Regions from separate parts of the Mus musculus genome. Here regions 1, 3 and 4 are each linked to region 2. The links are chromatin loops, found by intact Hi-C in ENCODE. Cell type or tissue: heart. All regions are shown on one strand.

What was found. Hi-C counts contacts between places; a loop is a spot of excess contacts. Peaks named below come from ENCODE experiments on the same cell type or tissue, not always from the same donor. Only the 100,000 strongest peaks of a DNase experiment are listed, where the experiment ranks them.
Region 1: it touches region 2 in a loop (2.5-fold over the local background); 8 of 42 quality-filtered maps call a loop at or near these places.
Region 3: a loop joins it to region 2, with 2.9 times the contacts of the local background. A loop is called at or near these places in 12 of 42 quality-filtered maps.
Region 4: it touches region 2 in a loop (2.2-fold over the local background); 8 of 42 quality-filtered maps call a loop at or near these places.

The regions. Positions count from the first base shown.
Region 1 is chr1:190,999,382-191,007,381 of GRCm38, forward strand. Flvcr1 (feline leukemia virus subgroup C cellular receptor 1) reads right to left here. Exons shown (of 10, transcript NM_001081259.1): 10 at 6,451-8,000. It also overlaps the pseudogene Gm8407. Among named protein-coding and RNA genes, the nearest start is that of Gm31373, 11 kb to the left of the region's middle. In heart, a CTCF peak has its summit at 3,030 (motif pointing right); no DNase peak of the experiment used is centred here.
Region 2 is chr1:191,072,751-191,080,750 of GRCm38, forward strand. It overlaps Nsl1 (NSL1, MIS12 kinetochore complex component), which reads left to right. Exons shown (of 6, transcript NM_198654.3): 5 at 7,739-7,806. Among named protein-coding and RNA genes, the nearest start is that of Nsl1, 14 kb to the left of the region's middle. In heart, a CTCF peak has its summit at 3,032 (motif pointing left); DNase peaks (open chromatin) are centred at 441, 2,691 and 2,961; H3K27ac peaks cover 316 bases.
Region 3 is chr1:191,271,265-191,279,264 of GRCm38, forward strand. No RefSeq gene overlaps it. Among named protein-coding and RNA genes, the nearest start is that of Nenf, 43 kb to the right of the region's middle. In heart, a CTCF peak has its summit at 4,445; DNase peaks (open chromatin) are centred at 4,447 and 6,587; H3K27ac peaks cover 840 bases.
Region 4 is chr1:191,122,494-191,130,493 of GRCm38, forward strand. Gm46178 (a long non-coding RNA gene) reads left to right here. Exons shown (of 3, transcript XR_001779634.1): 2 at 2,272-2,279; 3 at 2,826-2,835. It overlaps Gm31640 (a long non-coding RNA gene), which reads right to left. Exons shown (of 3, transcript XR_373868.3): 3 at 5,818-7,915. Among named protein-coding and RNA genes, the nearest start is that of Gm46178, 5.6 kb to the left of the region's middle. In heart, a CTCF peak has its summit at 3,675 (motif pointing left); DNase peaks (open chromatin) are centred at 418 and 3,638; H3K4me3 peaks cover 625 bases; H3K27ac peaks cover 582 bases; H3K27me3 peaks cover 653 bases.

The DNA of each region.
Region 1 (8,000 bases), 73 kb before region 2:
CAAACTCTTCTACATTCTTGCTGTAAACCAGTTCCAAAGACCTGAGAACCACATAGTCAGGTTCATCACAGTAGCAACCCCACTCCTGGTACCAATTGTACATCTTAGTTATATTTCCTATTGGTGTGCAAAATATCTTGACAAAAGCAACTTAAGGGAGAAAAGGTTTATTTGGGTTCACAGTTTGAGGGTACAGACCATCATAGCAGCTCTGGTAGCAAGAGTTTAAGATAACTGATTACATTGTATCAGCAATGAAGAAGCAGAGAATGGGGCCTGGAGAAATGGTTCTGCAGTTAAAAGAACTGGCTGCTCTTCCAGAGGTCCTGAGTTCAATTCCCAGCAAGCACATGGTGGCTCACAACCATCTGTAATGGGGTCTGATGCCCTCTGCTGGTGTGCAGGTGTACATACAGAACTCACATACATTAAACAAACAAGAAAATAAATCTTAGCAGAGTGCTGAATACTTACCCAGCCGGCTTTCTCTTGTTTGTGCAGCCCAGGACCATCGGCCAAGGAATGCTGACACCCATATATTTAAAATGGTCTTCCCTTCCATATCAGTTAACCTGATCAAGATAACCCTTCATAGGTATCTCCAGATGTTTGTCTCTTTGGTGATTGTAGTGTAGAATCTGTCAGGTTAACACTCAACATAACTTAATGAGCAGAGAGATCATGGCAAGCAGAGCATGAGGCAGCTGATCACACTGCATCCACAGCCAGGAAGCAGGGGAATAGACATGCTGACATTCAGCTCACTTATTCCTGTAATTCAGTCTGGGACCTGACTCATCAGTGGTGCTACCCACATCTGAGTGAATCTTTCATCTTCAGTTCAGCATTTCTGGGAACAGCATCACATATATACCCAGAGGTGTGTTTCCTCAGTGATGGGTAAGTCCATTCCAGTCAACAAAGAGTTGACATCACAATTCCACTCCCTAGCATCTTGACACCCAAACACATCCCTTTATTTACTTAGGTTTGAGAGGAATATATACATATATATACACACACATATATATACACATATGTATATATATACACATACATATAAATACACACAGAGACCTTAACTTCTTTTTTATCACGTTCTTCAACTTCATTCAATTACATTTATTAGCAATATCCCAGAAGTATATAACATATTCAAAAAATAATTTCATGCTATCAAAAGATGTTCACTTTACTCTACTGTTTGTCTTCATTCCAGGCCACGTAGACAAGCGACCAGAACCATGTGAAAACAAACAACGGTAACAGTTGCAGCATAAGAATAGCTGTCTCTACTGGGCGTCCTGAGGGTACCTTCAAATATATAAGATTCAGTTGTAAAATACAACCCAATAGGAACTGTGACAGTTAAAGCTGTGCACAACAGGCATGGCTTCAGGGTTGAAGCTAAGGCTGAAGCATGTCCAATATTCACTTTACCAAGTCATTCAATGTGTGGTAGCGGCAGCAGATGCCAGGTAGTTTGCAGGGCTCTGGGAGGGTGACAGTACTTGGCAGGTCGCCCACCCAGAGCCTTGCATTTCTGATGCTTCAGGCACACACCACCAAACCCAGTCTCCACTGTGCTGGGACTAAGTGACGTTTTAATGCAAGATACATGAGTCCTCTATCAACTTAGTTACAGTCCCCACCCCAAATGCTTTGCTTTGAATAATAGCATTCTATCCTTGTACCCTATCATCTTATAATGCAAAATGCATTTAATCCATCTCTAAAAGTCTCCATAGTTCTATTTATTTTTCTTTTTTTTTTCTTTTTTTGGTTTTTCGAGACAGGGTTTCTCTGTGTAGCCCTGGCTATCCTGGAACTCATTTTGTAGACCAGGCTGGCCTCGAACTCAGAAATCTGCCTACCTCTGCCTCCCAAGTGCTGGGACCAAAGGCTTGCGCCACCACTGCCCAGCTCCATAGTTCTTTAACAGCCTTTACACTTTCAAAAGTCTAAACTCTTTTCTGAGATTTAATACTATCTCCCCCCACACACACACACCAGGGTCCAAACATGAATCTTTATTGGCTTTGGCTATTTCAGGGGGATGAAGTGGGAGCCATGGGTGGTACCAATACCAGACTTCATCGGCTTGTAGGGGATGGAGAACTCATCCAGGTAGTAGCCGATCAACTCGGTTTGATCTCCACCTGGTTGAAAGGTCTTGCTGTTGTACATGCCCACCATGCTGCCTACCATCTCTGGCAGCATGATCATGCCCCTCAGGTGCGTCTTCACCACCTCGGGCTTCTCCAGGGGTGGTGCCTCCTTCTTGGCCTTTCTCAAGTGCCTGAGTAGTGAGCGCTGCTTCCGAAGCAGGCCACAGTTCAGGTACTGCTTCTGGCAGGTGCTGTCTTAACTGTTTCAGCTGCTCACAGGACATGTCCAGCAGCTGGTCCAGGTACACGCCACCATAAGTTAACTTGCAGAAGGTTCACTTCTTCTGCTCTACTTCAACCATCTTGGTGGTTGCTTGAAAAAGGAAGTGTTGGCTGCATCTGCCTAATACTACCTTTTAACTGAGCCCTCTAAAATCACAAACAAGTTACATACATCTGTGCTGCAATGGAATCAACACCTCCATTCCAAAAAGGAGAACTAAGGACCTCGTTGTAAGGAAAGACTAAGGCAAGCCCATAGCCCGGAAGGGAAAGCAGCAATCCTGAAGCTCTGTGTTCAGCATCTGAGGCTAGTGACAGAATCATCTGGCCTCTAAAGGACTTGGGAAGCTCTGCCTCTCTCTTGAGTCAACTTGATCCTGGCCTACAACTTTCCCTGGCAGAAATCCCGTGGCTCTGGCATCTGTAATATCCTGGGCTCTCCACTGCAATTGAGGCTTCCTTTGAGTCTCATTCAGTGGCCTCACAGGATCTTCTCATGGCCTCTGACTCGGTCACACACTGTCTTAGGTCAGTGGCTGTCTGGACACACAAGACTCCACAACTCTCTCAGTCTTAAATTCTTCATACCTATAAAACCAGAACCACGGGGACAGCAGTACAAAATTCTACAGCCAGCAGAGGGCGTAGGCCCCACTGGACTACAGCTGCACCATGTTCCATATGCTGACCCTGGGGAAATACTGGCCTAGGCAGTTTTGTTTGTTTGTTTGTTTTTAATTTCATTTTTAAAATGAATTAACTTTGTCCTGACAATCTCTGACTCCCTGGAACCACAGTCGCAGCCGCTTCTGTATGATGACGCTGGGGAAAGCTTGCTTAGGGAGTTGCTCTCTAGGAGCAGGCAAGACCCAAGGCTCTGGGCTTAGCTGGGCGCAGCGTTGACCTCCAGGCTTCACTGCCACTGCGCGGAGCAGAGAGGATGCCTTCTGTAATCACTCACTCAATCAATCAATTAGTAATTGTAATCAATCAATCAGTCGCTCTCTCAGTTACAGCCTCCTTGCCAGTGCTAACTAGACTGAAACCTTAAGATTCCCAGGGCTCCTCTATTCCTTCAACTACACAGTCTCCACTTCTTCCCTCCCCACCTTGTTACTTTTTCATCGGGGACCTGAGTAAGGATAATTAGGAATAATTGATGAAGAACATTCAGTGCTATGCTCTTTTTAAATTTCCTTCACCAAAGAAAGTGTGCTGCATTTTTGTTTTTTCTAGGCATCTGTGTTTTGCCTGTATATATGTCAGCGTGACGGTGTCAGGTACCCTAGAACTAGAGTTAAAGGCAGTTATGAGTGCTTGAAATTGAACCAGGTCCCCTGGAAAAGCAGCCAGGGCTCTTATCCACCGAGCCATCTCTCCAGCACCTTAATATAATATTTTTAAACTGAGAATTTCATATAATGTATATGATCATCCCTCCCATTCCTCTCCAGCTTCTGACCCTTACCGGCGTCACATCCTCTTGTTTTAGTCTATTGCTTAGCCTTATACAATTCTTAGGTTACAGGCAGAACGTAGCCAGAGTCTTCGTTAAATATTCCATGATTGGCCTCTAGCCCAAGTCCTAAAAAATGTCCTTGTTCCCCTCTGAAATCTCAGGAGCGGAGCCTCCACTGTTCGCACTGCTCAGCATTACTGCCTTCCAAGCTTCTCTTGGCACAGCCCGATAAGCTCTGCTGATGGCATTCAAAGACTTATGGTTCCAGAGGCATAGGGGAAAGGCAACAGTCACGGAGAGGATGGCAGCAGCGACAGGAAGCTAGCTGTTCAGTCTCATCTACACACAGAAAAACACACAAGTAGATCAAGACTATCGACCCTTAACCCAGTGACACACTTCCCAAACAGCACCAGCAACTGGGACCAAGTGCTCCAACTCATGAGCCTATGGCAGTCATTTCTCATCCAACCACAACACTGTGTTTACTTAAGACAAGGGTTTTCTCTGGATTTGATACCAGCACTGCAAAACAAACAGGTATTATAAAACCCCGCTCAGGAAATGCACAGACCTCAGCTTGTTTTGGAGTTTGTTACTGGATTACTACTGTTTTCGTTTGTGCCGTTGTGTTTCCTTAATTTGCTTTTAATTTTTATTTTAAATAATCATTAAATTTCTGAGTCAGGGTCTCATGTAGCCCAGGCTGGCCTCAGACTCACTGCAAAGCTGAAGATGACCCTGAACCTTGACCTTTCTGCCTCTCAAATGCTGGGAGACAGGCATGAACTATCACACCCAACTTAATTTTTATTCTTTCAAGATTTCCACTGCTGCAAATTTATAAGAAACCACACCTTTTATAGCTTAAAAAGTTTTTAAGGCTTGTTTTTGGTTTTTTTGGTTTTTTGTTTCTTCCAAGATAGGGTTTTTCTATGTAACAGCCCAGGTTTTCCTGGAATTCAATTCAGGCTGGCCTCAAACTCAGAGATCCATCTGCCTCTGAGGTATGGACCACCAGGCCCCACTAGTTTATTTTTTTAATTTGGGGTGTGTGTGTGTGTGTGTACACGTGCTGCTGGCTCATGCACGCATATGCTACAGATCATGCATGGTAGTCAGAAGACATCTTGAGTGTGTCAGTTCTCTCCTCTGACCCCATGGGTCCTGGGGATTCGCCTCAGGTTGCCAGGCCTGAAGCACCTTACCCACTGTGAGGCTTTGTATGTGCTTGGGCTAGGGAGTGGCACTATTAGAAGGTATGGCCTTGTTAGAGTAGGTGTGTCACTGTGGGTGTGAGCTTAAGACCCTCATCCTAGCTGCCTGGAAGTCAGTCTTCCTCCACTAGCAGCCTTCAGATGAAGATGTAGAACTCTCAGCTCTGCCTGTACCAAGCATGTCCAGATACTGCTCTGCTCCCACCCTGATGATACTGGACTGAGTCTCTGAACCTGTAAGCCACCCTCAATTAAATGTTGTCCTTATAAAAGCTGCCTTGGTCATGCTGTCTATTCACAGCAGTAAAACCCTAACTAAGACACTCACTGAGCCATGCCTCTGGCCCCCCTGCAGGCTTTACTGACAACGGTTTAGGAGAGAAATGCATAAACGACAAAGTTCAGCCTGGCTAGGGATTTTAAGGCTCAGACATTCGCTGTGGACTTACCTGCCCTTACCTATCTTGTTCCCTTTTGTCTTCTCTCCATCCTGAAAAGCCAGGCCACTTCCTGTTTGCTTTCTCTAGTTCGGGCACCTTCTAATGCTGCTCAGTTGACTCTATCTATGTGGACTTGTGGATGTACCTGGAAAACCAGCTTGATCAAGTATATGGTACACAGAATATTGAGGTGTCCATGGTCCACAGGCAAGGAATCCCAAGTGGCTTCCCGATGGAGCCGAGAGTCTCCCTGGTCTTCCTTTCCTGCTTCTGGCCTTCTCTGACATTCAGCTCTACCAATCACCTCAATAGTCTGGCTGGACTAAGCCAGAAATGGGCCAGTTAGACAGCATCTACAGAGCTGATGGAGTGTTTGCTCTGTGCTTCCTGATGAATTCTTTCTTGCCACTGTGCTGTGCCACTGTGGTGGGAGGATGGGGTTAACAACGTGAACTTAACCTGCCTTTCACGGGGTTTCTGCTGGAACTATGCTGAAACCTCTTCACTGGACCTCCAACAAAAGCGCAATCTATGAAGAGTCTTGAGAAACAGTGCTTCCGAGGTCAAGTCTCCACTGCCATGCTGACATCGCCCTCTGCAAATCTCTTTTTTAAAGTTTTTTGTTTGTTTGTTTTAAATCATACACACGTGTGCGGGCGTGTACATGAGTACAGTTGCCCAGGGAGGCCACAAGAGTGTGGTGGATCCCTGGGACAGTTGTGACCACGCCTGATGTGGATATTAGGAACAAAACTCAGGTCTTCTACAGGAGCAGTGCACACTCCTAACTGCTGAGCCCCTTTCCCAGCTTACTCTTACATTATTTTACATTTATTTTCTATTGAGTACTGATGACAGTGGGCTCCATTCTTCTATGGCTGTCTCTAAGACCATATGATCGCTTTCTAACTTCCCACACATATCAGACACCAGGATTTGTTTTTAAAGGACATATAAAATTAGCACTAAAAAAATAAATTTATTTTAAGTATGAAATAATGAAGAACAGGCACATAGAGAAATTATAAAAGTAGCAAAATAAGAACAGGAATGAAGACATTAGACATAGGTGCCATTCCAGTTGCTAACATAAACATTTTCAAAGATATTACTCCAACAATCTCAATAGACAAAAGCTATGTCACAACATTTACAGATGCAACAGCTTCTGAAACCATCTGATGAAGGCAGACACAGGTGATGATAATTACTACTTCTATACCCATGACATAGAATTTTATCAAATTCTTATCTGATGTATTACCCATACATCCACTTAAAATACTGAGAACATCATCGATTCATTTTGCATTATTACGTCAGACTTTATCCCTTTTCTAAACAATAAAAAACAAAACAAGAATATACTTTTCAGACATTAAGTATTCCAACTTTTATCTGTAATTTGTTCAAAGCTTCAGGAAGTAACATGTATATGGTCTTGTAAACAACACTGTCAATTTAGAAACAGAAACAGCTGGGGGAGACAGTGCATTTTTGGTCATTTGTAACCTGTGACAGAAAAACTAAAAGAAGTTGCTGATGATACAGATTCTACCTGAACTATTACAGACTGACTAAGGAGTTAAAAACAGAGCTGAAGTTCTCTGCCTCTACATAACCAATCACAATTGTTTACTCGAACTAGATTACTTCCTTCCTCCTTCCTTCCTCCTTTTTGGTTTTTCAAGACAGGGTGTAGGTGTGTTCCACCACTGCCCAGATTGCAGTTAGATTTCTAAATTCCTGTGGTACCATGATTTGGCCTACTTCGTGATGAATGACAATATTTTAAAAAGATCATTTAGATCAGTGTGAATGCATTATTTCATGGATCAGGAAAATGTTGCCGGAGAGGGTAAATGATGTGTCCAGAGTTACCAAGGCAGAACATGCCCAGGACACAAAACCAGAATTCCTGATCCTGAGTGATACTAAGTTCTTTCAGTACATTTTTCCAATGTCAAGTTCCACATAATTTATAGTAATCTGATGAAACAGAATATAATATCAAGATAAGTCAATGCATATTTTGCCTAAATCAAAGTTGCATTTGCTTCAACCATATTCATTACATGATTACTTTTTCTGTGTGCATTTTATATTATGTAAATTTTTTGTAAAATTTTCAAAATCACACTATGTAAATATTATGATTGATCAAATGTCATGAATGTAAGCTTAAGAGTCAAAACATCAAAGACATTTAATTCTCACTGTAAACAAGACACAGTGGTAGGCACTGTGAAAATACACTTGGTCCCACTCGCCTTGTCCTGAGTGTGTACGAGATAGTGTCCACAGAGTACTGACTACACACACGGTGTGGTGCAGCAGAACCTGCTCCCAGCGTTCACAGGACATGTGCAAGGGCTGGTAGTCCTTAAAAACAGTGGTCAGACAGAGGAATGATCCTGGAAAGACAGCAGCTAGTATTTCAAGGACTCTCCACAGAATGGAGACACATGGGCTCTCTGAAGTTATCACAGACTTC
Region 2 (8,000 bases):
CGGTGACTCAAGAAGCAGCGTGTGGTCTGTACCACATTCACTGGGTGGGCAGCAGGACACAAGGGTTCAGGTGGCAAGAGCAGTAGGAGGTTACGTGGTTGCGCTCAAGAGGAAGAGCTCTAGAGCAGAGGAAAGCCCAAGCAAGAGTCCACAGAAACTTAGGCGTCTGACACCATGGTACTGCACGTCCTGAGGAGCCTGGGCTCACAGGTCTGCAACCTGTGTCTGTCTATGACAGAAATGCTGATTTCCCTCCCCAGTCCTTAGAAGCCAACACAAGGCAGTGTCCCCCGGGCATGTTTGCTTGTCTGTGCTTGGGAACTACGTTGGAAGTAGATGGGAAACTCTCAGCTGGTGCATTTCTGCTGAGTTTGCAGGCTTTGGAGTTCATGGTCCCTTGTTTGGTCAGTGCAGTGACCCAGAAGCAAAACTGGGCTCATTGCCCAGGCTTTCATTTCCACTTTTTCATTTCCCCGTGCTTTAGAGGGCAGGCGACTAGGAAACGCTGTTCTCAGGCTGCTGAACTTCCACATTTGTAAGGGCAGCTCCCCCACAACACACACACCCTCTACCGATTACTTACCATTAGGTAAGATGTGGTTCTCATTTGTCAGGAGCAACCTTGAATAGTCATTAATGGAAAGTCCCCAAAGTGGAGAGCTCTTTCCCCACCTTACACAGTAGTGATGGCAGAGCTATCTTAGGTTGTTCTGGGCTGGCCTGTAAGTTCAGGCAGCCTGTCTTGTTTTCTGGCAATGCTACACCTCTGAGCAGTCTGTGTGTAGATGACAACAGGTGGTTAGCATCTATGTCAGAGTCGACATGTGTGCCTGGGCTATGGGACTTTTACTTTAAGGAGGATAAGAGAGTTTATTTTGAAGATAAATAGGACTGTGGCTGGGGAATACAGATTTAGGTTACTGCAAATTTCCTGTTGCAATGTGGTAACAATTTCATGGCCTTTTGTGATAACAACAGAAAACCATAAACTGAGATAGACGCTTTCAAAGTGCATCAGTGGAAGCATCAGCAGGTGGTTACAGAAAGGCCTCATGCTCTCCGACAGAAGATTCAGCGTTCTGGTTGTTAGACACTGGGGTCTGCTTGTATATTTTAAAGGATTTATCTAATGGTCACAAAGATGTCAGGTCACTTACAAAGGAGGACACACAGGGCAGGAGAGATGGCTCAGATAATGAGGCTCTGGCCTTGAAACATCTTATCCCTCCCCCCTGTTCTCACTAAGCTAGTCAGCCTTGATGTCGCTCCCAGTGAGGGGTGCTTCTTTTAGGAATGTTTAGTTGGCATTGGTAAGAGTGGTACACATTGGCGTCATACAGATTTCTTGGTGAGTGTGTCGAGGAGGAGCGTGGAGAACACTTCTAAGGGACCCCTTCCTGACCCTGCATGGCCTTATGGGTCTGCCATGAGCACTGAGACCTTGGAAGGCCAATCAGTGCTCCTGTATCCTGAGTGCTTGTGTTCTTCTCAGTTATAAAAGGTGACAGACTCACTTAGAATCATGGTGAGTAAGGCCACCAAAAGCTTATTGCTTTGGGATTTCTTTAGCAAATATTTGTGGTAGAAGATGTTTTAACTTCTTACAAATGTTTACTATTTATTCTGTGCGTCTGTGCACACAGCATGTGTGTAGGTCGAGGACAACTTGGAGAAGCCCATTCTCTCTTTCTGCCATGTGGGTTCTAGGAATCAAACTCAGATTGTCTGGATTGGCACCAAGTGCTTTTTCGTGCTTAACTATCTTGCCAGCCAAGAAAATAGTTTTTATGTATGTAAATAGTCTATCCACATGTTTAATGAGTTTTGTTTAGTGTTGTGTTTTGTTTTTGAGACAGGGTCTTGCTGGATAGTACAGGATGACCTGGGATGTGTAGTCATCTTGCCCTTGCCCTCTGGGCCCTGCGCTCACAGGTGCCTGTCACCTCCCTTGACTTGTAGAGATTATTTTTAAGTACGTATGTTGTCTTCATTGTTAAAAGTCTTTGTTTGAGTTTATTCCTAGAATTATTGATAACTTGGGGTTGGTTTGGTTTGGTTTTTTATTTTTGTTTTTGAGACACCATGTATCCCTGACTGGTCTGGAACTGTCTGTGTAGACCAGGCTGATCTCAAAAGTAGAGTGCTCACCTCTCTGCCTCCCAAGTGCTGGGATTAAAGGTGAGCACCACCACGTGCTGCAGATACATTTTAGGCTTGAATGGAAATGATTGAGGTTACTTAATTAAAAAAAGAAGACATACTGTAAATTCATAGTTAGACATCTAATTTTAGAATGGTATTGCATATTTTTCATTTCAAGAAACTTTCATTATGCTGGAGCTAAGTTTTGCCCAATTGTGACTTACTCTTTCAGGAACACAGTGTGTGATTTCTGGCAGAGTGATATTTTCAGAGTTACATTGGATTCTAGAAGAAGTGAATTCTGACTCTATCCGGTTGCAGTTCCCTTTCCTGGGTTATTTGGAAAGGAGGCTGTGAGCCTGCTCTGCAATTATACATTCCTGGGTGTGGTAAGCCCTTGAGGTTATCCATCAGTCCTGCTTCTAACGTTGTCTTCCTCTTCCTATCTTGACCAACTCTCCTTGCCTGCTGCAAACCTTCATCCTGTCTGCCCCTCTCACACCGTCCTGGGAGTTTCCTCACGTCCCTGCTGGATCTGCTTCCTGCTTCCTGTTTTGTCCTGTTTCTCACTTATTTCCTTATTTGGGTAGAGTATATCCTGTCCTCCCGCCTCCCACCTGGAACTCCCCAGTCCATTTGATCCCTGTTTAAGGCAAATTCTCCCTAATACAGTTCCCCTGTGTGTGATGTCACCCTCTTTGATTAAGGAAGTGTCCTCTATGATGGTTGTGTCCCGTCATAGCTTTTGAGCACCTACTCTAAAGTTCTGTGATTGCCACCAAAGATCCCAGGATTGGAGAACCCGGGCCTCTTCCCAGGAAGTTGTCAATGCTTAGGGATTTTCCAGGCTTCTCGTTATTGCCCACACTGCCCTCTAGTGGGCCTTCGGGAGAGCTTGCAGGATGTTTGGAGATGGTAGTCATACAGGAATACTAAATGCCTTATGTGTCTAGACCATCATTAGAATATCCGTCACACACTTGGGTGTGAAAGTCTGTTTGTAAGTATGCAAGCCTTCACCCTACCTCCATGTCACACACAAGCCCAAACCACTCTTGGGCTTATGTGTTCTCACTGTTTGTACAACAGATCAAAACAGGTATTATTCAGCAACGGGAAAGTAAAGACCAAAAGGTGGCTTAGGTGTTTTAGGAATTGTTTGTATTAGTCATAGATAGAACTTAATCTGTAAGAAGCCTTGAGAAGGGGGTCACAGGTCAGGGACTATAGCTGCTGCTGCTGCTAGTAAAAGCTACAATGATGAAGACTGGCTGCCTGTTCAGGCATAGAAGTAAAATTTGTTTACTTCTTACAAAAAGTGTGTTTGTTGCAGAGTAATGTATAGTACACAACTTGTTGAAGTTATGCATGCATTCCTACATACATGCATACATATTAAAAAGCCACTATCGAGCCGGGCGTGGTAGTGCACACCTTTAATCCCAGGGAGGCAGAGGCAGGCAGATTTCTGAGTTTGAGGCCAGCCTGGTCTACAGAGTGAGTTCCAGGACAGCCAGGGCTACACAGAGAAACCCTGTCTCGAAAAACAAAACAAAACAAAACAAGCCACCATGTAGAGATATCTGTGTGGTTTCTAGATACAGATGATGAACATTTTAAACTCTGTTCAAATGTTGTCTTATTATGTTTTCATGTATACTGTGAATACAACAGAGTATCTTAAAAACCTGGAATAGTAAAGAAAAGTTATTGTGTTTCTTCAGGTCAACAGCTGAGCCTGTGTCTTTAAGTTCAGAAGTATTTTATCTGGGAGAGAGTAAAATAAGGAACAAGATATATTGGACACATCCCCAGAGACCTGAAGACCTCCCAAAAGGCTTGTCTGGTGACCAAGCATTTAACACATTGGCCTTTGAGGAACATTCTAGATCTACTGGAATGTTCTAGATAGTCACTCGTTGAAAATTTTAATTTACACTTAGGACTAAATGCATTGATTTGAAATCTAATGTTGGATTTGTTACCTGTTACTTAGTAACTTATGTCAAAATTTAACAGCTTAAAACAATAAACACATCCTATATGCCTTGTGGTTTCTGAGGTCAGTAACCTGGTAGGAGCTTTAGTTCCTCAGGGCATGGGCATGCACCTCTAAGCTTCCTGTTACCTTTCAACTTGTTCCTCCCAGTGTCGTGACAGAGAGTACCACCCATGAAGGAACTTGTCCTCAAACACCTTCATCTTGGCTCTAATGTGCTGTTACTGGAACTTTAAGTCACTATCCATGCAGAGAAGAGAAGAACCTCATGCACACGAGTGCACCCTAAAGTGGGCTCATCGGAGCATTGTAAAGCTGGCCGATGCACACAGAGACATTCATGTTCTGTTGCTGTATTAGGAGGCTCTGAGGGAACAATCAGTGGGGTCAGTATGAGAGAGCGAGTACATGTGAGTGTTCCGAGAGCGGCCCACAGACTCTGGGCCGGGTAGTTCAACTATGGCTGACTCCCAGCAGAAAGGCCAAGGTTCAGTGAATTTCCAATCTGGTGCTGGAGTCCTGGAGAATTCTAGGGAGCTGCTGGTATTCAGTCTAAATTGAAATCCCAGAGAAGTAGGCTCTAATAACAATGAAGGAATGCCTAAGCAGCAAGATAGATGAACTTGCCAGCAAGAGCAAGGGCAAGCAGGCAAAGAGCAAAAGCTTCCTTTATCCACGTTCTTCTCTGAGGGCAGCCAGCAGACGGCGTGGTCCAGAGTTAGGGTGGGTCTTCCAGCTTCAAGTGATCCAGTCAGCAAAATCACTCACAGACCTTATTCAAGTTGACAACCAAAATTAGCCATAGTTGTAGTGGAAATATACATAAAACTTAGCATGTTAGAACTGGAGAGAGGGCACAGCAGTTAAGAGCACTTGCTGTTCTTAGGAGAGGGCTAGAGTTGGGTTCCCAGCAAGCACTCATGTCTGGTGGCTCATAACCTCCTCCAAGTCCAGCTCCAGGGGATCCGACAACCTCCTCTGGTCACTGTAGCCATGTTCATACACATACACAAATAAAAATAGTAAAAAAAAATATTTAAGTTGACCATTTTGTGCATTTTGAAGCAGCCCATCATCCACTGATAGCCAGTGCTGTGCATCCCAGGGGTTCCAGAGCAGGTTACTACTCGGAAGAGGCCCACAGCATCACAGCCGTCCCAGCCCGGGCAAGCACTGCCTGTATTCTGGCTGCATGGCTTTGCCTATGGCGAGTGCGACGCTGCCGTGCACGCTTTCTGTGCCTCATGTGTTCCTAGTGCTGCTTCACTTTCCTGTGGCAGCTGAGACCACCGTGTGCTCTGGTCAGCTCCTATTGGCGAAGTGACCTAGAGTCACCTCAGTTAAAAGATTGCCCAGATCAGGTTGGTCTATGGCCATGACTGTGTGGCACTGTCTTGATTATTGATTGCTACGATATAGAAGGACCCAGGCCTTCTGGTGGACGGTACCATCGCTGCGATGGTAGTCCTGGGTTGTGTAAGAAAGCTGACTGTGCATGCGTGAGCCAGTGGGAGAGCAAGCCAGTGAGCAGCACTCCTCCATGGTTACTGCCTTGGCTTCCTGCCCTGACTTCCTCAGTGCTGGATGGTGACCTGTAAGTAAGTCAGATAACACTCCCTCCCCGAGTTGCTTTTGCTGATTCTCTAAGTTGGGGTTTCTATTGCTGTGAAGAGACCCCATGATCACAACAGCTCTTATTAAGGAAAACATTTCACTGGGGCTGGCTTACAGGTTCAGAGGTTTAGTTCATTGTCATGATGGGAAGCATGGTTCTTGAAGGCAGACATGGTGCTGGTAAAGGAGTGAGCGTTGTATAGCTGGATCACCAAGCAGCAGGAAGAGAGTGACACTGGGCTTGTCTTGAGCATTTAGCTCATCCCAATTGACACACTTCCTCCAACAAAGCCACACCTACTCTAAGGCTACACCTCCCTCATGACAGAGCATTCACACGTGTGAGCTCATGAGGGCTGTTCCTATTCAAACTACCATAAAAATGATATCTATCAGAGCATCAGAAATCAAACGAGAATAGTGTATTGTGTTTGGTGAGGTGCTCTGTACACACCTGTTAGGTCTAGTAGAATGGTGTATTGTGTGTGGTGAGGTGTACTGTACACACCTGTTAGGTCTAGTAGAATAGTGTACTGTTGTGTTTGTTGAGGTTTTCGGTACACACGTGTTAGGTCTAGTAGAATGGTGTACTGTTGTGTGTGGTGAGGTGCTCTGAACACACATATGAGGTCTACGTTAGGTGCATTGCTGTTGATCTTCTGGATGGGCTGCCCCTTTTATCAGTGTATTTTCTTGTAACTGAGCTTTTAATGCAGCCAGAGGGGTCAGTCACACCCAGGGCCTTACACAGTTGCCGAGCAGCAGCCCCAGCTCTGCTAAGTCCTCTGTGACCCCAATCCTCCCATGATTGCTTCTGTGTGGAATGTTCCTGTCTTCCCTTCACTCTCAGCTGTGCGTATAGGGCAGTCATGATGTGATTTCATTGCATCATTTGTTTTTATCCAGTTGCCAGCTTCTATTTCTGCCTTTCAATAGCAAAGTTTAACCCACTGATAGTTACATTGTGACTGTCAGGAGAGGACTTGGCTCCCCCTCAGTGTTTGTTTTCTGCGATGCTTTCTGTCCATCACATCCTCTGTCACACCTTTCTGTCTGTCACATCCTTCTGTCTATCTCATCCTTCCTTCTGTCCATCATGCCCTCTGTTCTTCTGTCTGCCACATTCTTCATTTCTCCTTTGTTTACTTGATCTTTTTGCAGCATATCACTTTTTTTTCTGAATAATTTCTAGGGCAGTGGCTTACTGAATATGGAGTGATTGCATTGAAGGTTTAGATGATGTTCTGATTTCAAAGCTTTTTTACTCAGTGTGTGTGTGTGTGTGTGTGTGTGTGTGTGTGTGTGTGTGTGTGTGTAGGCATATACACATGGTACAGAATGCACATGAAGGTTAGAACAACTTTGTGAAATGGACTCTCTTCTCAAGCCTTGCCTGGGTTCTGGAGTGAACTGTTTGCCAGCCTCCTTGCAGCTCCCTGTGCCCACTGAGTCATTTTACTGGTCTGTGGTTTGCTTTTATAAAATTCAGAATCATTTAAAAATAACGTTTGAGTCTTCATTTGTCTTACCCTCAATGACATGTAGAGGTGCCAGCTGCAGTGGTGCTTGTATGGTGGATGGTGCGTGCGCTTGCTCTCCGGGCAGCATCCGGCCAGCTGTCTTAAGTGCATACCTCTGCATTACACTCCGATCTTCTCCTGCTCTTTTTTTTTTATCTTCATAAACTAAATAGGATATTGACTTTAGTAATTACAAAGTTCTGAGGCTGGGGATGGGGTGGTACACACCTTTAATACCAGCACTTGGAAGGCAGAGGCAGCAGAAATCTGAGTTTGAGGCTAACTCAGTCTACAGAGTGGGTTCCAGTTTAGCCTCAGCTACACAGAGAAACCCTGTCACAACCGACCAAGCTCTTAGAAAGATTAGAATAAGGTGAGTTGTCCTAATAGATTGCATCTAAATGTCTTCGTGATTGGCTAATAAGATAGAGAACCTAAAATGCTGTCTGATGGTTTCTTGCAGCTTCTCGTGTAGAAGATTTGAAATGCCGCGGAGAAGCCATAGCTAAGGAAATGAGTGAGGCCATGAAGGTAAAGCTGCGGGTGGGAAAGATTGGTGCTCGCCCACCAGCAGTGTGTTTGGGGCACAGGAGGATGCTCAGGAGTGTGTTACATGGCTCATGAGTACATTTGTTAAGCAACAGTAAAACTGAGATTTCCATTTATTGGGTACCTACCATGCACCACATATTCTGCCTGCAGGTCCCAGAAGCTGTGTGTTCTTC
Region 3 (8,000 bases), 200 kb after region 2:
ATCCCTGCTCTAGTGAGGGCCTTACCAGCAATGAGAACCTCAGAAGATGGGGCAAGCCAACCGTGAGCTTCCCAGCCTTCAGAGCTGTGAGCTAAGCAAACTCTCTCCTTATAGAATACCAGACTCTGGTATTTTGTTGCAGCAACAGAAATCAGATGAACACAAGGCTCACAGGTGGGGTCGCCATAGAATGAGAGAAAAAGAGAAGTCTTGGCGGTGACTTCTGGGATTCAGGAGACCAACTCAGTAACTGGATACCCTCCCTGCAAATGGGTTTGTAAGATGGGGCGAACAGGGAAGGCAGACCCGCAGGTCAACAAGGTGTAATCTGTGAAGCGACTGACTCCACACACAGCTGTCGGAAGCCTGAGAAGTTGCAAAACAGGGCGGATTTTGTTTTGGTTTTCAAAATGATTTCAGACTACACTGGCTAGTTTCATGTCGACTTGACGTAAACTCAAGTCACCTGAGAGGAGGGAACCTAAATTGAGAAAAGATCAGGTTGTAGGAAAGCTTGCGGGGCATTTTCTTAACTGGTTACTGATGGAGTAGAGCCCAGCCCATTGTGAGTGGTGCCATCCCTGGGCTGGCGGTCCTGGGCTCTGTAAGAAAGCAGGCTGGGCAAGCCATTAGGAGCAAGTCAGTAAGCAGCACCCCCTCTCTAGTCTCTGCATCAGCTCCTGCCTCCAGGTTCCTGCTCTGTTTGAGTTCCAGTCCTGACTTCCTTCAGTGATGAACAGTGCTGTGGAAGTGTAAGCCGAATATACACTTTCCTCCCCAGCTTGCTTTTGGTCATAGTGTTTCCTCACAGCAATGATGGCCCTAACTAGGACACAGGCCTGGGCAAGTGTGGTATGAACAATTCCCAGATAGTTTTCTTCACTTTTTCCCAACACTGTACATGAGAGCGGTCACCAATACCAGGAAATTAACCAGAGCTACCAACTTACATCAGATGTTGTACATTGTACATACATCCCATTTCTGCCCCACTGGTGTCTGGGTCTGGCCTGGGAGCCCAGCAGGCATCACCAGGGCAATCGACCTCTATGTCTCTGTGGTCTCTGGACTGAGAGGACTCCACAAGTGCCATTTGATTGTAGAATAAATGTCCTTTTTGTTGCTGTATTGTTGCTGTTTTTGTTTGATTGCTTGGTTCATTAGTTTTGTTTGGTTTTGTTTTTGTTTTATCAAGGCAGGGTTGCTCTGTATGGCAGCCCTGGCTATCCTGCAACTCTCTCTGTAGACCACATTGGTCTTGAACTTGGAGTTCCGACTGCCTCTGCCTCTGAAGTGCTGGAAATAAAGGCATGTGTCACCACGGCCTGGATTTTTTTTTTTTTTTTTTTTAGAATGTCATTAGATTTGTGTTTGGCTGAAGTGACTGCCTACTTTGGACACTTTTGGCTGGAACATCATAGTTTATGTTGATCCATCCCAGATTCTCCAGGCAAGAGAATATGTGTCAGATTACCACTATGGCAACTGGTCACCTGGTGCAGGTGGTGTCCACCAAGCCTTTCCACTCCAAGGTCACCACCTTCCCTTGCTATATTAAGTGTCATGAGGAGACACTGACATTATGCAAACTTCCTCCTCATCGTATTTCCTCCCACAGATGTTCGTTTCCATTGATGCCTCTTACCTAAAATAATCATCGCTGTGCTTGTCAAGGGGTGGACCTGTGTTTCCACCATGTTCCTATAGACAGCAAGATCCTTTCTGTCTCATTCACTCATTCATTCACCCACACACTCACTAATTCACATACAGTGATCTCTGGTGTCTACAGGAAAGAGAGGTGTACCAGAGAGAATACTGAAGTCCCTGGAGCCTCCAAACTCCTCACATGAAATAGTTTGGCATTTGAATATAACCCACGTGTCCTACACTTCACAGCCTTTCTGTGGCACTTATTGTAGAGAGACTCTCTTGTGCACTGTGTGGAAGCATCATCTGTCAATAAAAAGCTGATGGCCAATCAGGTGAGGCAGGATTAGAAGGTGGGACATCCAGCAGAAAGACAGGAACTCTGGGATAGAGCAGGAGGTGGAGAGATTTGCCCCAACTCTGAGGAAGTCGGCCGTATGAATCTTGTGCCAGACATAGACTAGAATAAACAGATTATATAAGTTACAAGCTAGTTGCTGAACAAGCTAACACTTATGAGCTAGGCATATATTCATAAATAATTAAGTCTCAGAGTAATTGAACAAAGAGGTTGGGTTGAAAAGCTCACAGTTACAACTTATGCCTAATGCAGCATAAATGCTGTGTAAATAGTTGGTGAATATGTTGTTTAAAGAATGAAGCCTGTGCAGTACAGATGGGGTTCTGAAGTAGTTTTGGTGTGCAGCTGTGGGACCCACAGGTAGAGAGAGGCAGGTGCTGCTTATCTGTATCAGTGATGTGAAGTGTTTTATCTGGACCATTAGAATAATGTACTGGGATGTTTGTTGTGGTCACTCAAACTGTCTGATCCCTTCCCGTATTTATAGAGGCTCCAGTCCATGCCTGGCTTGCCCATTGCTTTAGGGCCATGAGCAGGGTCACAGTGTGGTAGGATTGGGTGGCAGGGCCCTGCCTGGAGTGGAAAAGAAAGAAGAGAAAGGAGCTGAGGTCCCAATACCCCACCCAAAGACATGCCCCCAGTGACAAGAAGACCTCTCTCTAGGCCCCACCTCTTAAAGGTTCTACAACCTTCCATGGGCACCGCTCTAGGGAGCAAGGCTTTACCACATTCTGGAGAAACTCATCCAAATGATGAATCAATTGACTAGTTTGTTCATCTATAACCTGAAGAAAACCTGAAGTGGATGGGCGAGGGCTTGTGTAGTGGCTCTACACCGTGTTCCCGTTCCCAGGCTCCTACTACCTTTCTGTACTGCCACACTTAGGATGAGGTGTGTCTTCTATTGTCAAGATTGCCATATGGTCATGGCACTGCCACCACAACTCCAGTCATCCTATCCTCATTATAGACCAGAAAATGAAAATGAAGATAGTGGGCAAAGCTGCTTGTCAACTGAGCCTCCTTGAAGTGCTCTCTCAGAAGCCCCTTAAAGTGCTCCCTCAGATGCCCCTTGAAGTACTCCCCCAGAAGCCCCTCGAAGTACTCCCACAGACGCCCCTTAAAGTGCTCCCTCAGATGCCCCTTGAAGTGCTCCCCCAGAAGCCCCTCGAAGTACTCCCTCAGACGCCCCTCGAAGTGCTCCCTCAGAAGCCCCTCGAAGTGCTCCCACAGATGCCCCTCAAAGTGCTCCCTCAGATGCCCCTTGAAGTACTCCCCCAGAAGCCCCTCGAAGTGCTCCCACAGACGCCCCTTAAAGTGCTCCCTCAGATGCCCCTTGAAGTGCTCCCCCAGAAGCCCCTCGAAGTACTCCCTCAGACGCCCCTCGAAGTGCTCCCTCAGAAGCCCCCTGAGCAGTGTCTGCTTCTATCTCAGTGACCACACCAGTGATCTAGGAGCATCCTACCTGCAAGTTAGTCTGGGAAATGTAGTTTCTTGGCTGGGAGCATTGCTCCCTGAGGTGAACAATGGGCATCTCTAATAAGGAGAAAGGATGGGTAGATGAGGGTGGTTATGAGATGGAGCGTGTCTAGGGTAGTATGGCCGTAGACTATCACAGCTGAAATAATGGAGTTTATGGATGAGACAGGTGCCCATAGAATTCACTTACCACAGGCCACTCCCCTTATTAAAGTGCTATGCAATCCGGGAAGGGGCGGCTAATTAATTGAAGGAGTGATTCCAGTTTCCAGTTTGGAGAAAAAGAAAATGAAACCTAAAGCCACCCAGTAACTCACCTGGAATCACCCATGGAGTCCTGATTTCACTATCTCAACTATGCCAGGCTTCTGCTTGCCTGCAGACCTCACCTGCCCAGCTTGGCCTGTCTCAAAGAGAGACGCTCTCAGGGGCTCTCAGAACACTCTCATGACCTGCCCGGAGTCTCCTCAGGACAGTCTCAATAGCTCAGAGTGGCAATTTATAAACAAAGACCTTACTTAAGGATTCATTCTGAAAATAACTTAATCTATTTTATACCTTTTTAAAAAATCACATGTCAAGTTAAAAAAAAAATGAAAGGGGACATTTTCAGAGGTCGAGAGCCTTTTTATTGGAGACCCCAGATGCAGGGCAGGGCAGGGAACCCGAGGGTGGGGCAGCAAAATAGGCGCTTACTTGGGAGCCTCTGTCTGGGAGGCTCCGGGGAATGGAGGCCGACTTGAGGAGCGAGCTGCTTGTCCTTGTGTGTAGCAGTAGAACTCTGGTTGTCCTGTGGCTGGGGTCATATCCTTACCGAAGGGCCCATTGTAAGAAAGGTCGGTGTATCCCTAGCCCACTACCACACACATGCACGTCCTGAGAGTGGAGGAAAGCCTAGGGTCTCAGGGATTAGACTGCTCTATGGCCCGACAGCGGCTGTGACCGAGCGCCCCCATGGGGCGGCATCTGGGACTGCATGTAGAGGGACTGACACAGCGATGAATGTGACCCAACACAAAACCACAGGCTTACTTAAGACCTTATGAGGGACTTTTGTCATCCTGTTTTGTGATTCAACTGTGTAGTTCTGAGCATAAACTGTAGATGACAACACCACATTGCAGTATCAAAAGGTCGATCACGACTGGCGGGTGACCTGAGTCAAGGAGTATATGTAAGCCCCTGACTTCTGAGTCCTAACATAGTGTCATAACTGGTGTGGTGACATATGCCAGTAATGCCAGCACCCGGGACACTGAGGCAGTAGGATTGCTATGAGTTCAAAGCCAGTCTAAACTGTGCAGGAAGTTTAAGGCCATATAGAACTTGGGCCCTAATAGCCAGACGCTGTTTCAGAAAACAAAACGTATTTCACTGCGACTGTTTGTGGTAGATAATGATGTCATTATTAACGACATATTCCAATAAATACAGAAAGAGTGGGCTGGAGGGAGGAGGGCTGAACAGTCATTTCTGTTTCAAGATAAACTAGAGCCATCCTTGACCTCTGGTGGTGCTTAGAATGTTAAACTATGACATGGAAGGACTCATGTGCTCCAGTGCTGTCTGAGCAGGCGCAGAGCTCTGAACCCTGCACCTTGCTTTGACAGACAGGTGAGAAGTGGGAACACAGCCAAGGGCCAGCAAAGTGGCTCAGTGAGGAAAGGCGCTTGCTGCCAAGTCTAGTGATCCAAGTTCAGTCTTTGGGACTCATATGGGGGAAAGAGGGGCGCAACTTTCGTAAGGTATCCTCCTGCCTTTACAGGCACACACATGCATCACACACACACACACACACACACACACACACACACACGCACGCACGCGCGCACACACACACACACACACACACACAGGTAATTTTTTTTTTCAAAGGAGAAAAACAAAACCCCAGCAGATCCATTGGAAGTGTCACATGGGACTTTCCTGGGCAACTGAAAATTTACTTTTTAAATTTATAAATTTGCTTTTTAAAGTGTTACGCTTAGCCAGGCGTGGTGGTACGAGCCTTTTATCCCAGCACTCTGGAGTCAGAAGCGGGAGGATCTCTAGAAGCTCCAGGCCAGCCTGGTCTTCCAAGACCCTGTCTACGCAGCAGTCATTATACTCTCTAGCCGTCAAGCTCAGAGGTGGTGTTCCTAAGTGTGCGGCTCCTTCCTGCCTCTTGTGCAGCCGTTTTTCTGACATCATCTCTAATGTCCCCGAGCCTACCTGACCTGGGTGCCATCTTGGTTTTCTGTTTTTATTTTGTTTTTCTGATTTTCCTCACCCTCCAGGTGTTTATGTTGCACTTTGCCGGAGGACTTCTCACCCAGACATTTGGTTTGGCGTGGTTTTGGGTTTTCGAGACAGGGTTTCTCTTATAGCTCTGGCTGTCCTGTACCTCACTACATAGGCCAGGCTGGCCTGGAACTCACAGAGTTCGGCTGCCTCTGCCTCCCAAGTGTGGGGATTAAAGGTGTGCGCCACCATGCCTGCTGTTTTACCACCTCTAATCAGCTCTGGGGTTGAGACCAAACAGGAAAGCTCGCAGCCAGTCTCAGGGACAAAGGAAGCTGTCACCACATGCCGGTGTTGCATTGTCCCTTTCAAAGCTACCATTCATTTTCTCAGCCATTCTGTGAGACAGAAATTTCTGTCTTTATTTATAAATCAGGGACCAAGGCTCAGAGAGTCTGGACAACCTGTCTGAAGCCACCCATCAAAGGGCAGGTCCAGCTCCTGGTTCTGATCCCAGTTCTTATTCTGAATTCTTGCTCTTAAACAAAAACTTTGCAGAGGGAAAAGATCCTGTCAGTCACATGAGTGAAGGGTTTCCTCATGATGACACACATAATCCCTGTCTGTGCTCGGCTCTGGTTGGAATCCCAGCTCAGCGGAGGGCCCCTCCCCTTATATGACTAGGGCACTCAAGCCAGGTCATGTGATTACCTTCGCCCATGAGCAGGCATTTCTCCATGTGACATCACACAACAGTTGAGGCTTGCCCAGGTGCTTCGTGGCCTCCCGGGGCTGATGCGGAAGTTTCATTTCTCTGGGTGACATCACACTCCGGTTGCTGACTGCCCAGGTGCTTCATGGCCTCCCGGGGCTCACGCGGAAGTTGCATCATCTCTGATGCTTGGCTTTTAAGTTGTTTGTCTTTGGCTAATATTAAGCTGGAACGGGGTCAGGGAAAGTTGTCAAGGCAACCAGACAGCAAATACACTTGCTATAGCCCTCGGGTGAATCATTTCATAGGCCTGCAGAAGGCCAGGGCTGGGCCTCCATGTAGAAGAGACTGAGTCTGGTACAGTGACGCCGCCCCGCCCCCCCCTGCCCCAAGCACTGGCCACTTAACCTGCTTTAGTGCATGGCCTCCTCAGCTCTTAACCCAAGGAGAAGGAGGCAAGAGACCCATTCTCCAAGCCACAGGCCAGAGCACATTTCCCCCTGGAGTGTCTCAAACCTTTGTGTACACAGAATCCCCTAGAAGGTTCAAGAAGACAGAGCTTGGTGACCCCCACGGCACCTGACTTTACCATTTGGTAGGTCTGAGGTGGGGTCAGAGAGGTCACATGTCTAGTAATTTCTCAGGTGATGTAACCTATGAGCTCAACTTGTTGACTGCTGTCTGTGTGCCCTCCCTCACCATTCCTGATGACTGGCACTTGTGATGGGCGGGGGGCAAGGCGAGGAGTAGCCTCTGGTGAGGCTCTAATCTGTTGAGGGTCTTCGGCTCTAGACTTCTCCTTTTCAGCCAGTTAATTGAGTGTGAACTTGGGGAATCACCTACCTTCCCTCTAAGTTGTATGTCACATGAATAGAAAGCTTCTGACACCAGCTGCTCAGTACTTGAAAGACTAACCCTCTCTCTGCCTAACCCTCTCCAGCAACCCCCGCTGAGGCCTTGAGTCTGTTTCTTTGCCTGGTGTGAGGGCTACAGGAGCCTCCCTAGACCTGCTCCCTATTCACACTGGGCCTTCAGTGAAAACCTGTGGTGTTTCTCAGTTCTCCCTGGCACATGGCCCCCTTCCCGTCATGCAACAGATACAATAACAACAACAACAATCTAAGTACACTGGAGCTGGGCAGTTGGCTCATTGCAAGTGTGAGAACCAGAGTTTGGACCTCCAGCACTCAGGATATAGAAATGAGAGGTCAAACTGGCAAGCTAGAGTGGCTGGATCAGCGAGCTCTGAGGTCCAGCAAGAGACCTTACCTTAATACATAGATAAGGTGGAACCCAACTGAGGAAGACAGCCAACATTAACGTCCTGGGGCCTGCACACACACACACACACACACACACACACACACACACACATGCACGCATGCACGCACGCAAGCAGACATACACACTACATGTGCACATACACATGTAGAATCATTAGATATGAAGCCAGAGAAACTCACTGGTTGCAACCCAAGTGTGATGAAGATTTGTGTCACTGAACATGGAGAAGGAGGGCAGAGCCGTCCTGCAGGATGGGTGGATTCCATCTGAGGAGAGGAGGGGCGTAAAGGCTGC
Region 4 (8,000 bases), 50 kb after region 2:
TCTCCCAGGTGATCTCAAATCCAGTTAAGTTGACAATGGAGGTTGATCATAACACATTCTTTCACTTCTCACTTTCCGTGTGTGTGTGTGTGTGTGTGTGTGTGTGTGTGTGTGTGTGTATGTGCATCTTAATGTGTAGCTCAGGCTGCCTCCAAACTGATGGTCTTTCAGATCCATCAGGTTTCTTTGTTGTTGTTGCTCTTTTCTTTAAAAAAGCATCTAGCTGATTTATGCACGTTGTACACAACCTTAAGCCATTTCTGGGATAGGCAGAGAGTAAATAAATAAAGAAACGTGTCCCTCAAGTTCATGCTCACTTTTCAGGAAGCTTTTAGAACCAAAAATATAAACACGTGTGCCTTCCCTGCCTGGCTTGTCTCTTGGCCCATCTTTTCCGAATCTTGGCACTGAGTTCTGTTTGCAAACCACTGTTCTGCTCCATGGAAACTGCACTGCAGTTGATGTTGTTTCAATGCAAATTAAGGAAGTGAGATGGTTCCCCTGCCTTTTTGGCAGATAGCTTATTGTTGGTGGAGACAACTCCCCAAGAATATCAGTTAATCACTCACTGACTGGAAGGGACAGTAAACAAAGCAGACTCCTGTTCATCTTGTGATGCAAGGTGCTCACTTAAGAGTTTACATGACCTCAACTGAGAGTAGAGGGATGAAAACAGATGTCTCATAGATGTGGGGCTTTGCTGTGAAATGTGAAAGAACAAAACTCAAAAGGAGGTGGTTGTCATTTTGTTTGTTTTTAAGTTACTATGTAGCTCTGGCTTACTTGAAACATTCTATGTAGACCACGCTGTCCTCAAACTCACAGAGATCCACCTGCCTCTGCTAAGTGCTGTGATGAAAGACCCGCCACCACACGCTGCCTAAAGGGAGTTTTTGAAATTGAGTTTCAACCTCTATCTGCCAAGCTGTGAATTCCCGTCCCTCACACTGTTTCTATGGCCTCAGCTCTCACCTTCTGTTTGTCTCTCCTCAGACCCCAGCTCCTATGAAAGTTTAAAATAGGAGAGTAGGTCTGGAGATCTCAGAGGCCTTGGTTGGTAAAATGCTTGTTGAGCAAGCAGAAACACTTGAGTGTGAAACCCTAGAACCCAGGTTAAAAAAAACAGCAAAACAGCCAGGTGTGCCAGAAATGCTATCACTCATAGAAGACAGAAGCAGGATCCCTGCACACACACACACACACACACACACACACACACACACACACAAACATGCACACACACAAACATGCACACACACAAAAGCAGGAAACCAAGGACAATTCTTAATTTCTTCTGATGCTCTGATGCAATAATGCTCCAGTCTTTCCATCTATTTTTGGTAAAACCAGACTTGCTATTTCAAGAGAAAAGCGCTATAGAAAGAAATAAAGGTGAACCAAGAGTTCTCCCAAGACGCCCACAGGCTCTTGCCAAACATCTCAATGAGTTCACAATAAATGAGTCAGAGTTCTCACTGGCTTCAATGTTCCTCTCCAGGTCCCTGGAGGGAAGAAGAAAGTCTAGGGACTCAGAGACCAGTGGGCTCAGTCATGGAAAAGCCAGGAGTCCTACTGCCCCTGGCAGCACACATTTCTCATTTGTCTATGGCTCCCCAGGGAGTGGCATCTAGGGACCTTTCTGAAAGACAGTCAGGAGCAGTGCTTCTCCAGACCCGGGTGGATTACCCCTGACCTCTGCCATTCATCCCAGCTGCTGCCATGTAGGGTTTCTAAGAAAGACATGGTGGGGTGACATTTCCAGGAACTGAACTTGTTTCCTAGAGATGTCACACTCTGGAATGTTCCCAGTGGCTGTCAGGGGAATTCTGGGATGACTCAAGTGAAGACCCGAACCAGTAAAGGGTGAGCCTGAAACCACACTCTCCATCCCCCACTCTGTTAAAAGGCAGCAGCATCGAAGGCTTGAGCTCCTCATCTGACCACCAGGAAGCCTCACTAGACAAACCAGAGGCACTTTCTACCCAAAGGTGGCCTCACACCTCCAACGCTCATTTGCATATGTGGTTGGCTTTATAATGAGCTTCAGCATAGCCCTCTGACAGAATCCAGTGTGACAGATGGCAGCTACCTTTAAGACCCGATTGAGGTTCAAATTGATAGAGCATGAGAGCCAGTGTGTCAGCTGACTGGTCACCATACACAGCACAATTGTACATTGCAAGCTAGACTCAGGGTAGTGCAAAACAGGGTTGCTGAGGGTGGAAGAGACACTAGTGCAGTGGGGAGCTTGCATTCCTAGTGCAGTGGAAGTGGAAGAGGTGGGCCCCAGAGCTAGCTGACCAACCAGTACAGTCTCTTGGGATCCAGCTGGAGATTCTGTCTTAAAAAAACAAAAAACAAAAAAGGCTGGACGGTATCTGAAGATGACAACCAAAGTTGATCTCTGGCTTCTGCATGCATCCATACCCAAGTGCATCTGCAGTCACATAGCACACACACTAGTGCACACCCCCACGCACATCCACATGCCCACCCACACACCCACGTGCATCTTCAGTCACTTAACACACACACAGGCACATAACACACCCACGTGCATCTGCAATCAAATAGCACACACATATACACATGCACATACACGTGCTCACTCATACACCCATGTGAATCCGTAATCACATAGCACACAGACACAGGCACACACCCATGCACACCCATGCATGCATGCACATCTGCAATCACATAGCACACACAAGCACACTCACACAAGCAAACACATACAAGCATACACACACAAGCGCACACACACGTTCTCCCACGCAACCATGTGCATCTTCGCTTTCCCTGTGGGACCCCCTACACAGCAGAGATGAGAGTCCCACACTATCATAAACTGAGTTCTGTTCTGTGCAAACTGCGTTTACAGGAGCGCAGTATCTCCTGTGCTAAGCGGGAACAAAACCTGATGTTTTAACCCTCACCCCGAATCTGTCTGTGTTCTCCTCCCCCCTACACGGGGAGGGGTGTTGCAGTGCTCTTTCCAGAACTGCCTTCAGCAGGGAAGCAGGGAGAGTGCCCTTGCACATCACTGCAAGATGAAAGCAGGAGACAAGAAAGGCTTATGGGCCAACACTGCACTCTAAAGACCGAGCGCCAGGATGGAAAAGGACTTTGGGAGAAAAGGCAGCAGGCTCAAAGCTTTACTCTTATTTGCTTGTTTGTTTGGATATAGAGGGGGTGAAACCCGGGGCTTCATGCATGCTCAAGTTCTCTAAAAATAATCTTTAGCCCATTTCTTCTAATGCATCCTATTTGAAGGTAGATGTGCCGGGCCTTGTGGCAGAGTTTCTTCTTCTGTGGAATTGTGTAACATTTAAAACCCACAGAGATTCGAGCGAGCCCACACATGGAGGCTGCGACTGGGAAAGAGGAAGGAGCTCTGCCCCGGGCGCAGCACCCCTACTTCGAGGCGCAGTACCCCGACTCCCCGAGTGTCGAGAAGTCTGCCTGGACCGGGGCTTGCGCTGCGGCTGAGGTCTGCACCAGCACGGGCCTAGAGGGCGCGTCCGCGGGGAATGGAACAGCGGTTTCCAAGCTCTCGCCCCGTCTACAAGCTCCCCGGTCCTAGAGGTGAGGCTGGGTCGGAGATCAAGCGTAGACCGCACCCGAGAGTCTCTGGCATCGCAGCGGCCCCTGGTGGCTACCGGCGGACAAACCTAACCCAGCCAGAGCCCAGAGGGTGTGTGGCTTGGGTGCCCCAGTCCCAAGCCTCCTGGGTTGGCTTTGTGAACTCCTGTCCCCCACACCCTCCGGCCTCGAACAGGTATAGAGCTGTGAGCCAGAGCCCTGTTTGTGAGTCGTGGCCTCTGACCTGCCCAGGCCTCAGGGTGATCATTTGTGAAGAGTGTTACAGTAAGGCCCTGAGGCAGGTTTACTGCAAAGCACAGTCTGCAAAAATACTTGCAACCTTAGGAATGCAAAATCCTTGGTGATGTCATCACTCAGTAATTACCGCGGGTGGACAGCTGCGAAACTCGTGTTCCACAGGTGATGGAGGCCCTGAGACTATTGCAAAGAAGCAAAGACATCTTACTTTTCAGTTTAACAGACAATCGCAGATCTAAATATTTGTCATATCTAAATAGCTTGGTGTTATATAATCTCAACACTCCAGAGGCTGAGGCAGGAGGATCATACTTAGTTCCAGGCCTGCCCAGCCACATAATGAGACCCTGCCCCGCCCCCAAAACCCAAACAACCAACCACCACCACTACCACCACCATCAACAACAACAACCCCTGAAAACCAGGGACTGGAGAGATAGCTCAGTGGTTAAGTGCACTGTCTGGTTTCTCAGCATCCATACGGTGGCTCACAACCATCTGTAAGTCTAGCCTCTGTGGATCCAATGCCTTCGTCTGGCCTCTGCAGGCACCTGCATGCATGTGGTACATAGACATACATTCAGGCAAACACTCATACACATAAAGTAAAAAATAAATATATTTAAAGAATACCCATAAAACCAAGCACAGCAGGCATGGGAGGGAGATAAGAGGACAAAGAGGCTGGCCTGGTGTATACCTTTAATCTCAGCACGGGCAGGCACAGACAGGTGGATCTCTGAATTCCAGACCAGCATGGTCTGCATAGTGAGTTACATACATGTATGATATTGTAAAAGAATAATTTTTAAATTTATATTTATCTTATGTGCATAAGTGTTCTGCCTATGTATATGTCTGTGTATCATGCACACATGTGTACATGGTGCCTGAGATGGTCAGAAGAAAGTCTTGATCCCCTAAAACTGAAACTATGACTGGCTGTAAGCCAACATGTGGGCCCTGGGAATCAAACCTGATTCCTCTGCAAGAACACCAAGTACTCTTAACTGCCACAGACCGGGCTCAGTCGGCCTCTCTCAATCCGCAGAAATTAGGGGTTCCAGCAGGTGGGCATGGAGTTGGTGAGAAAAGGGTGCCAAATGGACACAGACACAAGGGAGTGTTGTATCTGGATGTAATTTTTCACAAAGCAAACACCAATCTATAATACAGGAAACAAAGGAGTAAGGTGTCACAGCAGGCAAGGTACATTAAAGTATCTGACACAAAACAGAGGAATGCCTACAAAGGACTGACAGGAACCAGGTAATGTTTACAGTAAAGATAAAACAGCCCTGCCTAGAGTCAGCTAATGTCAGGTAAGGATTTCACACCCTAGTCACAATTTATGCTACTCCTTTGAACCTTGTGAAAGCTAGCACCAGGGGCTTCTGCTCTAGCAGACCTTCTCATGAATAATGCAATACCACAACCCCCCTATTTCCTAGGCCTTGGTAAATACTTGCATATGAGAGTAACTTGGCTGTTCCTTTAGGTATCTGTAGGGAATCTCCATTTATCAGAAGAATTCACCAACTTTCTTCTAATATGAAATGTAGTTTGCAATACCTGAATGTAATGAAGATTCTAGGTATACATAAGCCTGCCCTGAGACTTCTAACTCTTATCCAGTAGAATACTGTAAGAAAGCATGCAAGACCCTCCACAATATTGCAGGGACGAATCTGGGGCATTCTAGCTATGGGAATGCCAAGGTTCCAGGAGGCTAAGTTTCCTCAAAACTCTTTGCCTTGTGACTGCTTGCAGGCTTTTAGGCCTGCCAAGCGAGTCACTACTGGAGTGGATGTAGCACTTAACCACGGAGCCACCTCTCCAGCCCCCAAATAAAATATCTAAAACCATAACAACGAGCTGGTGAGATGGCTCAGCTGTTAAGAGCACTGACTGCTCTTCCAGAGGTCATGAGTTCAAATCCCAGCAACCACATGGTGGCTCACAACCATCCATAATAAGAAACAAATAAAAAACCTATGGGTTGGAAACGAGTGGGGCTAGAGCAAGAGGGAGAAGGGAAGGGGAATAAATAAATAAATAAATAAATAAATAACAAAAACAAACAAAGGGCTAGCTTTCATATCCATTAACCCAGGAGAAAACCTGGTTCTCACAGTGACCCTTGCTGACCCTTTTTGCAGCTATGAGGGACAAGGGTGGGCTGCACAGACCCTGGGCCTCCTTCTAAGCTGTTCACTAATTTCTCCACACTTTATGTTTTTATCTGTAATTCAGGGATACTAAATCCAAAATCCTTAGGCCTGTGTGGCGTCATGTGACTTTCTCTCTCTCTCTCTCTCTCTCCCTCTCTCTCTCTCTCTCTCTCTCTTTTTAACATTTATGATTTTGTACACTGGTGTATTTCTGTTTATTTATTTGTGTGTGTGTGCACATGTGCACATCCATGCCATATTAAACATAAGGAGGTCAGAGAAAAGTCTGTTCTCTCCTTCTACCACACAGGCCCTGGGAATTGAAGTCAGGTTGTCTGGGGTGGTAGCAGCACCTTTCCCAGCTGAGCCATCTCATCAGTCCCAGTTCCTGAGCTTTCTTAGGTGAGATCCTTAGCACAGAGGTTTGACTGGATATCAGTGATTAACTCCCGCTAGGCCTGTCCCTGACCTCTGGAGGGTCTAAGAGAATCTGCCCAGGGACCAGGCTTTGAAAGGAAATAATCTAGCATATGGTCAATCTTCAGCTAATGCTCATTGGCATTCCACAAGTACAAGTCAAAAGACAAAAACGAGGAGAGCACTGCTGTCACCCAAATCTAGGATCTCACCCAGTGGTCCTCAACTGCAAGCTTAAATTTTCTCAACCCTGATTTTAACAATGGTTCTTAAGTGCTTTAACCTCCTTTCTAGCCCACCACCCACCAGAGGTAATGGGAAAGAACGGTTACTAGGATCTGGAGAAAGTGGGCCTGTTTAGAAATTGTTCTTTGGAGCAAATCCCATCTGCATTGTCAGGAAATCAACAGTTAGCGGCAGCAGCTCAATCCACTTGCAAATACTTTACGAATACATCCGCCATCCAGTCCAGTAGTGTTGGAATAGCAAACATGAATCAGCAGCGGTAGCATGACCTAGCAGAAACAGTCAGACCTCAGCCAAATCTGCACGAACCAGTGGAAGCGACCAAGACCACCAGGGACACCAGGAGAAGTTCTCTGCCATGCCTCAACAAAGCAAAGATCAGCAGTGATGCAAGACCAAGAGGCATTGCAAAGCTAGTGCTACAAGCTGCCCATTGTCTTCCCAAGTGAGTCTGTCTTAGCAAAAGTCCATGGGAGTCTGAGTCAGCTGACATCACTCCGCCAAGTGGCCCAAGTCTTGGGAAGCAGCAAGAAGTGGCCAGTATACCACCAAAGTATTTTGGTGTGTTTCTCTCTATGGAGTCATGACAAACGGAGCTCAATAACGCAATGTAAGGCGAACCAATACATGTGTGTCATTAGCACAGAATCCTTTATCACACTTCCTTTCATGTGCTTGCTTTAGCAAAACATCCTTTCACCTGTGTCTGCTTCAGGAAAACATTCCTTCATGTGTGTGCCCGAACAAAACTCCATTTGACACAACTGACTTCCCAAAGAAACCTTAAATTTCCCCTTAACTCAACCTTCCTCGCACTGTGACCCTTTAATACAGTTTCAAATGTTGTGCTGACTCCCAACCACAAAATTATTTTTGTTATTACTTCATAACGGTAATTTTGCTACTGTTATGAACTGTAATGTAATATCTGAGGGCAGGGTGTCTGATATGACACCCCCCTCCCCAAAGAGCTCTCTACCCACAAGTTGAGAACCACTGATCAAACCAATCAGAATAGTTCAGTTCAATGGATCTTCACTGCTTGGTTCTTTCCATCTTGTCCATGTGCCACACTGAGCTTTCTCTGTCACATGACTGTGCTGGTGACCATCCTGAGATGTGCAGACAGATCCCCAGCGTGCAGATCCCAGGGTTTTCAGAGATGTAAGTGGTTTACTCCAGGGTACGTTACACAGGGGTACGGGGCTCAGTCTCTGTAGGAGTTCCTTAGAAGCAGCCTAGAAAGACAGGCAGAATTACAGGACCCAGAGCCTGGCTGCAGCCTCTGGTTGACTGAGAAACCAGAATGCTGGCATGATTAGC